5 separate regions of the Homo sapiens genome follow, and all the other regions are linked to region 1. A link is a contact called in ENCODE Hi-C or POLR2A ChIA-PET data. All regions are on one chromosome and are shown on one strand. The core of a region is the stretch at or near the end of the contact, and the rest is flanking DNA. Distances in the headings are between cores, read along the strand shown.

Evidence for each region. Hi-C counts contacts between places; a loop is a spot of excess contacts on that map. ChIA-PET counts read pairs that join two places held with the same protein, here RNA polymerase II (POLR2A). Pooled maps may share reads with other maps.
Region 2: a map of ascending aorta shows a loop between it and region 1 (8-fold over the local background). The contact joins two enhancer-like sites. A Hi-C loop is called at or near these places in 2 of 168 maps with a recorded cell type or tissue (GM12878 and ascending aorta), 4 of 37 single-sample maps with no recorded cell type and 10 of 50 pooled maps.
Region 3: a loop to region 1 is called in a map of GM12878, with 8 times the contacts of the local background. The contact joins two enhancer-like sites. A Hi-C loop is called at or near these places in 2 of 168 maps with a recorded cell type or tissue (GM12878 and sigmoid colon), 1 of 37 single-sample maps with no recorded cell type and 7 of 50 pooled maps. POLR2A ChIA-PET finds 5 or more read pairs at or near these places in 1 of 52 experiments (activated T-cell).
Region 4: a map of ascending aorta shows a loop between it and region 1 (3-fold over the local background). The contact joins two enhancer-like sites. A Hi-C loop is called at or near these places in 6 of 168 maps with a recorded cell type or tissue (GM12878, aorta, ascending aorta and 3 more), 5 of 37 single-sample maps with no recorded cell type and 17 of 50 pooled maps. POLR2A ChIA-PET finds 5 or more read pairs at or near these places in 2 of 52 experiments (HEK293 and OCI-LY7).
Region 5: a map of sigmoid colon shows a loop between it and region 1 (4-fold over the local background). The contact joins two enhancer-like sites. A Hi-C loop is called at or near these places in 3 of 168 maps with a recorded cell type or tissue (CD14-positive monocyte, aorta and sigmoid colon) and 8 of 50 pooled maps.

What each region holds. Positions count from the first base shown.
Region 1 is chr2:8,002,507-8,005,091 of GRCh38, forward strand. No RefSeq gene overlaps it. Among named protein-coding and RNA genes, the nearest start is that of LINC00298, 27 kb to the left of the region's middle. Within about 2 kb of position 1,290, at least 14 of the 41 ENCODE cell types and tissues checked have a DNase peak (open chromatin) inside an H3K27ac peak, as active enhancers do; they include ascending aorta, where a contact is called at or near this core.
Region 2 is chr2:8,247,999-8,250,583 of GRCh38, forward strand. All of the region lies in intron 7 of LINC00299 (long intergenic non-protein coding RNA 299), which reads right to left. Among named protein-coding and RNA genes, the nearest start is that of LINC00299, 79 kb to the right of the region's middle. Within about 2 kb of position 1,302, at least 7 of the 41 ENCODE cell types and tissues checked have a DNase peak (open chromatin) inside an H3K27ac peak, as active enhancers do; they include ascending aorta, where a contact is called at or near this core.
Region 3 is chr2:7,772,308-7,774,892 of GRCh38, forward strand. No RefSeq gene overlaps it. Among named protein-coding and RNA genes, the nearest start is that of LINC01871, 48 kb to the left of the region's middle. RefSeq lists an enhancer at 1,395-1,444. Within about 2 kb of position 1,289, at least 4 of the 41 ENCODE cell types and tissues checked have a DNase peak (open chromatin) inside an H3K27ac peak, as active enhancers do.
Region 4 is chr2:8,218,873-8,221,457 of GRCh38, forward strand. All of the region lies in intron 7 of LINC00299 (long intergenic non-protein coding RNA 299), which reads right to left. Among named protein-coding and RNA genes, the nearest start is that of LINC00299, 110 kb to the right of the region's middle. Within about 2 kb of position 1,284, at least 3 of the 41 ENCODE cell types and tissues checked have a DNase peak (open chromatin) inside an H3K27ac peak, as active enhancers do; they include ascending aorta, where a contact is called at or near this core.
Region 5 is chr2:8,161,479-8,164,063 of GRCh38, forward strand. The region is part of intron 7 of LINC00299 (long intergenic non-protein coding RNA 299); the gene reads right to left. Among named protein-coding and RNA genes, the nearest start is that of LINC00299, 170 kb to the right of the region's middle. Within about 2 kb of position 1,298, at least 2 of the 41 ENCODE cell types and tissues checked have a DNase peak (open chromatin) inside an H3K27ac peak, as active enhancers do.

The DNA.
Region 1 (2,585 bases), core at 40-2,539:
AACATTTCTGTAAAGAACCAGAGGATACATATTTCAGGCTTGGATGCAGATCCACAGTTTCTGTCTGTGGGCTGCAGGCCGTGGTTTGCCAACCACAGTATAATAAAATAGACTTTCAAAAGAAACTTATAATTTCTCAAACACTTTTGTTTGCTGGGTAGACATCCAAATAATTCTTTTTGCAAGAAATTGATTTAGGTATCATTTTATTGCAGATATAACTGATTAGACACATATGCAAATAACTGTAAACAGTGTGATTTAGCCTCCTTGTGAGGGAAATACACTAAGAACCCATTGCTGTTAACGCATAGACCAATGCATGTGTATTAAGAATCTCTCAAATCTCAAAATTGACGTTTCAGGGGAGCCTCAACTCCCAGGGGGCTCAGCCTCATTCTATAGAAGTCACCAACCCATTATCAAAGCCTCACGCTAGTATCATTTTATAAAAATAGACAAGAGAAAACAAGATCCCACATGGGAAATGCTGCCGCCACAAGAATGTGATCGCCTCTGTCTCTGTTACCTTCTATCTAAAAGCAGATATTGCTGTGGGATCTTTTTCAAAAACTTCTCATTTCACATGAATGTTTCCCCCAAGCGCCCTCTATTTTCAGCAAATCTCAAGGATGTTTTGCTTGCCTTGGGTCAAAGAATCACTCTGACTTGTGTAAATGAAACATTGACCAGGAAAAAGGGAACTGATTTTTATTTGTCGCTTTAAGGCAGACATTGAACTAGACCTTTTGTCTTTATTCAGGTTTGTATCCTGCCCAACAACTTATTGCGGTCATCACTCTTCCCCTGAATTTATAGATAATGAATTTGAGCCTCAAAGACTTTCCAGGCCACACATCTGGTGTAACAGCTGGGTATAAGATTTAAACCCAAATCATATATTCCAAGGTATATATCTGTTTTACCCCATCAGATTTTTTCTTTCTTACGCTTAGTGCTTTTATCAGAGCTCCTCTCCCATCCAAAGCAACCCCTTATCTCTGAAGCAGAATCACTGTCTGCAGGTTTCACATTAACGTGGATTCCTCCTTCCCTTCTTCTCCAGCAAAGCATCCTGAGTAGAGGGGGCTCGCAGAAGGAAGCAGAAGAGGCGCTCCTCTGGTGGCTCTCCAAAGTGCACAGAGCTGGGATATGGCAGGGATGGGGGAGGCTGGGGGACCAGGGGGTCAGGCAGCTGAAACTGATGAGGCAGCCCACCAGCTATGTCAACAGAGCAGGGCGCCGGAGTGTTGGAGCCCTGGGGCTGATGGAGCCCTGGGCTGCGAGCCTGCCCACAGAGCCGCCAAGTCTAGACTCCAGATGTGTGTTCACCGCTACCCAGCCAAGTCAGATCCAGCGGGTAAATATTCCTACCAGATGACAGTGGGCTCAGTTACAGCAGTGATGACAAAAGACAAAAATAGGAACAGAGTGAATACCAGGCACTGCTGCTGCTCCTTGGGGGAGACAAACACACACTCACACACACACGTGCACACACACACTACATACCTCTCCAAGACGCTATTACGGCAGTAAATCGTATATGTTCTTATATTTTCTTGCTAAGTCGAAATAGTTCCAAGATGAATTGAAGGCTATTTAAGTAAATTAAACACTTAAAATGAGCTGAAATTGGGTGCATGAAAAGGACACAAGCAATTTACCTTCTGATTTTTAATCTTTTGAGAGATAGAGAGCTGAGAAAAAGACAGAAAGCAAGTTTTTAAGAAATTGTTTTAGAATACAGAGCAATGAAATGTTCATTTGTTTGGAGAGTTGAGAGTTGCACAATTTTAAAGAGACTCAAGATAAAACTGCATAATAAAAATCTAAAAATAGATCTGTCTTCCAGCTTTCTTCAGGCCAAATGTTTATCACTATCTCCCACACCAGCCCTACCCAGAGAGTCATCAACTGTGTCACCTCGATTACAGCTAGTTCTGATGACGTCATAGGCTGATTTCAAAATGTGGCTTTCAAAATCTGCCTCGAGCAATTGCAGGGAAAGAACATAGGTTTTCAATAATTCCCGAGTTGTAATATCTCTTTGCTTAAAATATACTGACACCTGGTAGGAGGTAAGGTTTCACTTCCTTGTGAAATTACAGCCTTCCATATATCAGAGACAGCAGCTGAAAATGAATGAAATGCTAGAATTTTTTATGAACTCCCTCACTCCATTCACAGTATCCCAGGAGACATTTAGGTAATATTATAGACATCGACACTTTCACTGTTCTCTTACTTTACTTCTTGAGAGGATAGGATTTTATTTGGGGGGAAAATAGACCCAGAACTGGAGTCTAGATCATCCCCTTTAGATTAAAAAAAAGGGTGACCCCTGACAACCAGGGAAGGCAATTACTACTGACCAATTAACCACCACTTTCCAGACACTTCACTTACTTTATCCCCTGTAATTTTCACAAGCAGCCCGAGAAGTTAAGTATATTATAGAATAAACAATTTCCACAGAGTCACAGAGATGGTCCGTACAGAGCTGGGATTTGAACTCATTCTGCCTGAATCCAAATGGAAATCTAACATATGCTGGGGAAAGGATCTGGGTAGAATGACAGGCT
Region 2 (2,585 bases), core at 52-2,551, 250 kb after region 1:
GGAGCAGGCCAGGGGCTGGAAGAGACAGCTGGCCCCCTCTCCTGCTGTGCAGGCCAGGCTAGGCAAGCTGAGCAGGCATCGGGAGGGAGGAGTTGCTGAGGACACTTGGGTGACCATCAGCAGCCAGGCCCTGCTGCCCACAGGAATGTTCCCAGAGGAAGCCACGGGCTTCTAGAAGTCTCAGGTCTTCCCTCCCAACACGAGGCCCTCCTTCCCTGTAGCCTCACCCTGTCCTCAAACACTGTGCATTTGGCAACATGTGAGTTGGGTCTTCATCCTCAAAACCCACCCTCGAAACACAACATGCATGTCTATACCTCCACCCTGGGGTCAACACTTGGCCAGCCAGGAGAGGCCTTGACCACACTCCTGGACCCTGTCATCTTTCCTTCCTCCATAGGACAGCACAGAAACTCAATAAATGCCTGTGGAATAAAGCACACATTTTATTTTTGAATCCAGTCTCTGTTCCCCACAGAGCACGTAAGCGTGAAGGCAGGTCTGTCTGCTTCCTTCACGCCCATATCCCAGCACTTACTCAGAGCCTATCAACCAGCCGGAGCTCGAGAAATAGATGATGACAAAGTAAATAAATTCATCTATGGAGATACTAAAGCTTTCCTAGGACTGGCAAAAAGGAAAATCTTCAACACAGCTAATACCCGATTTGCAGATCAACTTCGTGTTATTGTCACTCATAAATGCCCTAGCTGATTTGCATAGCAAAAATAAGATTTCACTGAATGCCACACTCAAATCACTTTGCTCAGAATTACTCAGCAGAGGGCTGGATTTGTAAATGTGTTTAGTTTGGAAGTTCCTGACTTCACAAAAGTTACTTTCAGTTACTAGGAATTTTCCAGTACATTTTCTTTGGCTTTATAAAAAAAGATCTGATCCAATCATGATTTTTCTCTCTAGAATTTCTACATTTAGCTTCAGGATTTATCAATGACATTTTTTCAAAGCAAAAAAAATCTCTTCAGCCAACAGTATATCTGTTTCAGAAGGGAAAGTTGGATTTTTATTTCCCCCTTTTTGAAGCCGTTGGTGCATCTGGGAGAGCTCGCAGTCTTACCAAAAGCTTCTCTGTGGTGGCTTTGGGGAGAACAGCAAATTTGGAATCTCACTTGCCAGTGGTATAGGCATCAGAGTTCTTAGTGGACTTTTGCCAAAGGCCATTAATAAAATACAGTCCAAATGTCCTAATTAGCATGCCCTCGAGTGTGGCCACGTGTAGAACTTGGACTGGCTCTTGGCCACGAGCTGCTGTCGCAAAGCTCAGATCCCTGCTTCAAGCAGGCTATGTCACAGAGAATCCACTGCAGAGAGCCTTCTGGAGATCGGGGCAATGTGCGGAAGGGCACGTCCCTGCCAGCCACCCGTACTCTGGCCAGGACCCGGAGCTGGGCACTGGCCGCACCCGGCTGAGAGGTGATGTCAGATGTTCCTGTCGGGATCTGGCTTCTGGCTAGCAGCAACTCCCGTGTAATGGAAGAGTGGCTTCCCTGCTAAGCTTCAACCCTGAAGCCAATTAACGACTCAAATCCTTCAGGAAGCACTGCTTGGGTTTTACCAGAGACATAAAGGTCTTATCCCATTAATTGGTGCTTAAATAAAAAGAATAAATACTGCAGAATCTAACCTAGAGTTGGTCCCTACCTTTCGCTACCCTGAATGTACTATGACCCTAGAAAACACTTATTTTATAAGTAGTTTTTTAAAATAAAAATAAATACCCTGAAAACTACTCCAGGATAGATTTCTGCATAATGGAATTGTAAAGAAAAGAATAATGATTACTCCCTGTTTTTAGAAAACTAGATTTTTGTAGTTGAACTTCCTTTGCTACTGAAATAGTGGACAGAGTGTCCAAAGATAAATTTACCCAAAGATAAAATTTTGCATCCTTACATGAGATGACCCTGGGACACCCAGCAGTGCTAGGTATTTACATAAGCTGGACCAGATGGATAACTCAATGTACTCCAAACAATACGCCTCTGAGAGCTGGTTTCCTTAACATCGGTTCAGATGGGAATAGCCCTGTATGCACAAAGGGTGGTAGGATTTTTTTCACAGTCCCTCTGTCCTGATATCCAAAATCTGATGTTATTTTCTAACATTTTAGGTTTTGTTCAACCTAGAACCATTATTGATCCCTGCATCCTTGGCACCCGGCACAGAGACTGTTGCTTAGTGGATGAACAACAAATTTTTGCCAAGTGAGTGGTGATCACCATCCCTGAGCTCCCTTAGATATTCTTAGATATTTGTTCAGTAAAATCTGCTTTGAGGCCACTGATATAGTTTGGCTGTGTCCCCAGCCAAATCTCATCTTGAATTGTATCTCCCATTATTCCCGTTGTTGTAGGAGGGACCTGGTGGGAGATAATTGAATCATGGTGGTGGTTCTCCCATACTGTTCTTGTGGTTGTGAATAAGTCTCAACCTGACGGTTTTATAAGGAGAAACCCCTTTTGCTTGGCTCTCATTCCTTTTGCCTGCTGCCATCCATGTAAGATGTGACTTGCTCTTCCTTGCCTTTTGCCATGATTGTGAGGCTTCTCAGCCATATGGAACTG
Region 3 (2,585 bases), core at 39-2,538, 230 kb before region 1:
GTCGTCTTGCCCAGGGTCATCGAACTGGAACTGGCACAGCCAGGATTTGCACCTAAACCTGTTGGACTCCAAGGCCCATGTTCTCTCTACTTAGAGGATAACAGCCAAGACTTCTGATTTCCTACCAGTTTCAGAAAATATGGAGCTCCCACAGCATAGGAATTCTCTCCATAACAGAATGTTATGGCTAAAAGCATGACCCATCTAAAATTCAACTTCGAGTATTTATTTAACAAATAACTACAGTACTTCATTAACTACTATAGCAGATATTTAATAAACAACGTTGTAATATGTGCCATTCAAAGCACTTTACATATATTGAAGCTTTTTGTCTTCCTAAAAACGACATAAAGTAGGAACTATCATTTTTCCATTTTACTGATGACAATACTGAGGCTCAGAGACATCCAATAGATTACCTAGAATTACATGGCTGGTAGGTGGAAGAACTGGTATTCAAATCCAGGCAGCCTGGCTCTACACTCTTGGCTTTTAATCGCTAAGCCATACTCCCCTCTCTAGTTTTGTAGAAATCTTAATAGAATGGAGTATGCATGTCTTTGCCTTCTCAAATTGAGAATAGTGAACCTAGTTGAGCCTTCTGCTTATAATTCAAGGTGACCCACATGAATTTGGAACATTACATCCACTACAGCATGCCTAATACTACCCTCAGACATTTTAGATTGCAAGAGTAAATTTCCCCCAAGACTGGCCCCAGATTGCTGTTCTTATGAAGTTCTTTCCAATTTTTAAAGCTCTTCTATTTATTTCTTCTGCTATCTTCCCTCAGCGACTATGGCTATCTATATATATTATTCATGACCTTGCTTTAAAAGGAATTATCTGGTTCTGTGTCTCTGCAAGATTATCTTGCCTTCTAACACAGCAAAACACATCAGCTTTATGACAGCAATACTTTCTCAAAATTTTTTTCTAGACCCAGTGGCATGTCCCAGCTTGATGTGGCTCCATAAGTGTGTGATATTGTTTAAGATTCTGCTCAAATGGACTCCCTGATTCTGAACCTTGGGAAGGAAGGGTATCAGCAGCATCGGAAGGGAGGCTCTCTGGAGTTTTTCTATGGAGGAAGTCGCCACACACACAAATGCCGCATTGTCAACTCTCTAGAACACAGTCATCTCACAACTGTGGAATGTCCCTCCTTGCCAAACCCTCAGGACGACAGCAGTTGAAACTTTCATATACGGAGGAGTGGAGGCTCCTACGGAAGAAAAGAGGAAGAGCCAGTGCTTGATGCAGGCTTTTGACACTTCAAGTTGGGCAATGTTTTTGGTTTCAGCAAAGTTGCTAAAAACCACAATTCCCAAGGTTGGCCTGAACTTTGATTCAGAGCTTGAATTGCTAAGAAAGGTGGGGCTGGCCACAGGTTTCACTTGGCAGCAGCTCGCTTCTTCCCTGTGGGCGGCTACCCCTGCTGTCCTTTTCCATGCGGAGTTCCTGGCCATGGGTCCATGGTCAGTAGGTGCTTCTCTCTTACACCCTGGGTCACAGCACAGCAGTGGCTCTCAAGGCGGGCCCCCCTGGCCAGCCACAGCAGCATCACCTAGAATCTGTTAGAAATGCAAATTCCCTACTGAATCAGAAACTCTGGTGCTGGGGCCCAGCAAGCTGTGTTTTAACAAGTGCCAAAGGTGATCTGAAGCACCTGCAAGTCTGAGAACCATGACAATAGAAGAAAAGGAAATGCAGACAAATGAGAAGAAAAAAGTGAATTTAGAAATAAAGGGAAGATTCAAGCCCAGTGAGTGACCCCTGTCATCAGAGGGGTGTGGCAGGTGGCCCTACAAGAGCTTCACAGCGCAAGTCAACTTCCCATGAGCCCAGACAGGTCTACAGATGTGGCTCTCCAGACTCTATGTTGAGAGGAATGTTGAGGCCATACCTCAGAAGGAAATCACACAGAGACAAATAAGCAAGGCTGTGTGGGCCAGGAGGAGCAGGGGACAACCTGCCAATTTGCCCCTAAGGGCGAGAAATTGAAACTGGGGTTAGAGAGTTAGACAAGCACCTTGGATAGAGCCCTATAGTGTTTTTTGTTTTTGTTTGTTTGTTTGTTTGTTTTTTTACTGAGCAGGTCTTACTATGGTAACACCTGGTCATAAAATTCTAAAATCATTTGTTTAGAAAAGGATATGGCAATTCACTGAGCCCAGTTCCCCAGCCATGGTCTCCAGCACACTTCCACTAAGAAGCCCCTAGCAATGGAAGGTCAGCTGTCTCTAAAAGCTGTGCATTCTATCTTTGGAGAAATGTGGACCTGAAACGTTTCTGCAGACATCCTGGCCCTCCCTGAAAGTTTTACCCTATGAGGGACTCAACAGAGGTGATTTGACATTAGGACACTCTGATGCACACATGCACACAGTAGTTCTCAGAAATGTGACTTTCTTTCTTTCTTTCTTTATGACAGTCCTTCCTCTAGGGTGCTGGGCATGCCTTCGTTTCTCTATTCTGTGAGTACTTGTGCTCATGGGGCCTGCGCTGGGTGCTGAAGAGACATTGCTCAGGTGAGCAAAACAATCAGGGGCCTGCCTTCTGGAAATTGAATCTAATAGGAG
Region 4 (2,585 bases), core at 34-2,533, 220 kb after region 1:
TTCCTCATCTTTAAAATGGGATAATCATCCATATCTTGCAGGATTGTCGAGATTATTAGAGGTCACGAGTGTGTCACATGAAATGGTAGCTGTGACTATTACACTATTTTCCTCACTAGAAATAAAGCTTCTTTTCCTCAGGTAAAACTTTGCATCACGTATACAGCACAACTGTTTTTTTAATTTTTTTAAGTTTCTTGTTTATTATATAATAATTATTAAAACATTAAATAAAGACTTCATAAAATCCCTCTTCATCAGGATGCTGTGGGATGTGGTTACAGAAAGAAGTCTCCACCCTCTCGGAAGTTAGACTCTAATTGCAGAACCCAGACTAGCACATTACAGAAGCCCAAAAGCCAACGGTACCAACCTCTGCACCTTGCCCGATAACTGCTGGTCTCTTGAGTCGAATAAAGATAAGGACGGGAGGGTGTGGTGAGTGGTGGCAACTAGGAGAATGTGGGGTTTATTCTGTGGACTCCATCATCCAGGGCCCTAGATGACCTGGGTTTGTGAGCTGTGTGGGTGGACCGAGTCCGTAAATGAAGGAGAGAATGAAGGCAGGTGCTCAGTGGGCCCCAAGGGGCACGCAGGTGGTCCTTGAACAGCAATAGCAGGAGTATCGTTTTCAAGAAAGAAGGGTTTTAGATTTTGTAATGGGTATTTTGCCTGTTTGTCTGTTTGTTTGTTTATTTTTCCTGGGGCTAGTGGTGGGGATTATTTTACTTATTTCAGCCCCAAGAACCACACGGGGGACTCTTCCCGGTCAGCTCAGCTTGTTCAAAAAACTGTCTCCCAGGAAGGAAGTTGCCCATGAGCCTATTCCATGTCCCTCCTCCTGGCACGGAATGCTGGCAGCAACCATGACGAGGCCCTGAGCTGGTGTTGTGAACTCTAGGGATGAGTAATGGTGCCATCAAGGTGGGATTGCCCTGGCACTGTGCCTTGCCCAGCACAGGACCAGGAGGCCGGAAACCCGGTTCTGGTTCCAGCCCTGCCATCCACCACCATACCCAAGCTCCAGAACTGCCCTGGACCGGGCCATTTCTAACCCTCACAGAAGGCCCACACCACTCTTTGGAACATATGTGACGTGATGCCCACACACTTGGGTCTGAAATAAGGGAAGAAACGGCAACCACAGCTCTGATGTCTGCCTTCTCCCGTTAGCCTCTGGGGGAATCCCGACATCTCAGAGCAGGAAGGTCCTTTAGAGGCTCTGCAGATGAGGAGCTGCACCCGCTGGCCGGCCGCTCTGTGCCCAGTGGACAGGACAGTGGGCAGAGGAGGCGCCGTGCCAGGAGGCACAGCCGCTCCAGCAGGCTCCCGTGAAGTCATCGATGTTATATTTAACCTCATCACAGTTGGGCCAGCAGCCGGTGCACCAGACATAACTGGCTCCAGGACGTTCCCCACATAACTGAGCACAGTTCACAGGCTGGTTTAGGTCACCGTCTGGAGGCGCCAGAAAGAAGGCATCCTGGCACTGCAGAAACAGACAGCAGCCCATCCGTGTAGGAATAGATCCATTTAGGGAGCTGTGGCCGGGCACTGTACACCCAAGAATTCCATGAAGTAAAAAAAACTAAGGCTACAAAAAGAAGTTTCTCACAGTCTTCTTGTTAATAAGCAAAAGAACCCAAATGTGCACTCGGTTCTGTCACACTAATGCCAAGGGGCGATTTGCTTTGCTGTGTTTCATTCATTCACCCCAACTGTTTCATGGGCTGCTGTTGCCCTTAAATCCATTTTGGGATTCAGTACCCATAAGCTGCCAGAATTACAGTTCCTTCAAGGTGCTGTTTATACCCAGTCTACCTAAACAGGTTCTGTTCAGCTGAGCTTGTTTGGCCCGTGTGCCCTGACTATCTAATTGGCATTTGCCACATCAGAAGTGTGGGAAGTGCTCAGTGGAGGTGAGTGCAGAGCAGTGGCATTTATTTATCCCAACTTGGAGGTGCAGAGAAGAGCTCCTGGCTACAGAGGATGGACCAGGCTTTGGGATTAAGATTGAAACAGAGAGCAGGCATGGTGGCTTACGCTTTGGGAGGCCAAGGTGGGAGGATCGCTCAAGGCCAGGAGTTTGAGACCAGCCTGGGCAACATAAAAAGACCCTGTCTGTACCCCCCCCCCAAGAAAAGTTGCCAAGTTTACTGCTACACACCTGAGGTTGCAGCTACTCTAGAGGCTGAGACAGGAGGATTCCTTAAGCCCATGGAAGTCAAGGCTGCAATGAGCTATGATCATGTCACTGCACTCCAGCCTGGAAGAGAGCAAGACCCTGTCTCTAAAAACAAAATAAAACTAAAATTAAAAAAAAAACAAAAACAAAAAAAACAAACAAAAAAAATTGAAACAGAATGAGCAGGAGAGAGGGACTTTGGGCAGAGAGGAGAGCATGACTGGAGGGGGCTGGAGGGGCGAAGGGCCTGTAGTACTGCCATGCTGCTCAACCTCTTTGCAGTTCAACAGGAGAGCCCAGGCCCCAAGCCCTTCACCCCATGAACCAACCCAAGAAGAGCAAGCAAGTCAGGGCCCCATGGGGTCCCTTGCCCTCTGTGCACAGCCCACACTGTGCCCCT
Region 5 (2,585 bases), core at 48-2,547, 160 kb after region 1:
GCTCTTATAGGCGCGCGCACACACACACACACACACACACACACACACACACACACAATCTGTCCTCTCCATCCAAACACAAAGGCTTTTTTTTTTTCTTTTTGAGACGGAGTCTGGCTCTGTCCCCCAAGCTGGACTGCAGTGGCGTAATCTTGGTTCACTGCAAGCTCCACCTCCCGGGTTCACGCCATTCTCCTGCCTCAGCCTCCCGAGTAGCTGGGACTACAGGCGCCCGCCACCACGCCCGGCTAATTTTTTTTTTGTATTTTTTAGTACAGACGGGGTTTCACCGTGTTAGCCAGAATGGTCTCAATCTCCTGACCTCGTGATCCGCCCGCCTGGGCCTCCCAAAGTGTTGGGATTACAGGCGTGAGCCACCGTGCCCGGCCACAAAGCCTCTTTAAGTTTACTTTTTTGGGGTTGACAGCAAGTTGTTCAATACAGCCCTTAAAATATTTATTATTTTAAGGAAAGTAGATGCATAGCTGTGATAACTTCAGCAAATAGTTTTAATTAAGCTGATTTAATGAAAATCCAGTACAATTTTGATTTTTTAAAACATTTGTATATGTGTTATCTCCAACATACCTAACAATTCTCTGTGATTCTAACTCCAGCATCTTCTGAGGCTACAAGTGTCACTTTTAAACCAGTGAGTTACTGCAGGGAATTTAGTCAGCCCACCTGGTAACAGCCCATTCGCCATCTTCCAGTTGTGTTTTATCCTTTGTAAATGTCGTAATTTCCAGAACCTTACTCTGAACATTTTCAATATCTACTCAGTATACACTGAGGAATTTAATTAATTTTCATTTTGTTCAAAGTTAAAATTTAATGCAGTGCTCAGTTTAAAAATAAGATATGTATAAATTATAATTTAGCGTGCATTCTAAAGTGAATTATTACCTGGGGTTTATTAAATAAGCTCCTTCTTTGGTATATGAAGGGAGGTATCAGTGGTCACATTTCACTCTGGGGAAGGAAAGGAAGATTGACTGAGGCCCAGCCAGGCACCAGACAGTGAGCCAGGTGTTTCCATGCCCCTCGCCTCCCTGAGCCTTGCAGTCATTCTGCGGGGTGGGCGTCTGTAGGAAGGAACGTGGGACCGTGTGATAATCTGGACATTGCGCTTGCACCGGAATTTCTTCCTGCTGGTTTTTGTAGGTCTGTGTTTCCCAGCCATTCAGTGAGAGGCACGGGAGAGAGCGGACACACTGAGAAAGGCTGAACGGCTGGTCTTTTCTATTTAAGGGAATCTCAGAGCACATGCCATAAATTATCCTCTCCTCAGTTTTCTTGACGCACATGACGAGTCCTGAGTCAACCTTCAGGCTTGGTCCTGTGGCGGCATTGCTTGTGGACTACTGAGCTGCCGCACGTGTCACAGCCAGACACGCACGGGGTCATTCCACCACCCAGGGCTGGCCCCCACCCTCCATGCTCTGCTCCATTGTCTGGGCAATGGAAGGCGATGATGGTGAATGCCTTTTTCTTTTTTTTTTTTCCCCGAGACTGAGTCTCACTCTGTTACCCAGGCTGGAGTGCAATGGCACAATCTCAGCTCACTGCAACCTCTGTCTCCCGGGTTCAAGCGATTCCCCTGCCTCAGCCTCCCGAGTAGCTGGGACTACAGGTGTGTGCCACTGCGCCTGGCCTGAATGCCTTTTTAAAAAAGTAACAGCATACTTAGAGTTTCCAAGTTTCCAAGATACCACATTATACCTGACACGCTCATCTCACCGGACCCAGCCTCTCGGGGAAGAATATTGTAACTTCATTCTTCAGGCCTCTCCTTTCCACAAGGACTCCCTCCCCAACTCCTGATAAGGATGTTATTTTCCACAAAAAAATATTGTATACAATTATTAAATAAACAAAGGATTCTGGACAGTCACATCTCACTAAGCCACAAAACGGCCACCCTGGGGTGTGCCCTTCCTCACAGTGCTTTTCTTTTTTTTTCTTTCTTGTTTTGAGATGGAGTTTTGCTCTTGTTTCCCAGGCTGGAGTGCAATGGTGCGATCTTGGTGCACCACAGCCTCTGCCTCCCGGATTCAAGCGACTCTCCTGCCTCTGCCTCCCAAGTGGCTGGGATTACAGGCACATGCCACCATGCCCGGCTAATTTTGTATTTTTAGTAGAGACAAGGTTTCTCCATGTTGGTCAGGCTGGTCTCAAACTCCCGACCTCAAGTGATCCACCCACCTCGGCCTCCCAAAGTGCTGGGATTATAGGTGTGCGCCACCACACCAGGCCCATGGTGCTTTTCCATGGCCACCGTGCCCTTCCCCAATCTCACAGGGGTGGCTGGGCTCCCACACCAAGGCCTGGCCGCCTTCCTGACCTCCAGCTTTCTTTTTGGCTAATCTTCCCAATCCACAAATCGTTGCATCTTAAGAATAGAGCACGGTTCTCGTCCTCAGTTTGACATACTAAACTACTGGCAAAGATGTATTCTTGGGACAGCTTTTTAAAGTCTGTCTGCAAGCAGCACCAAGATTAAATGCATCTCCCCAGCCTGAATGGGGATGGCATTTTTCACAAAGAGTGGTCCTGCAGGCCAAGGAGATCACAGCTTGAACTGA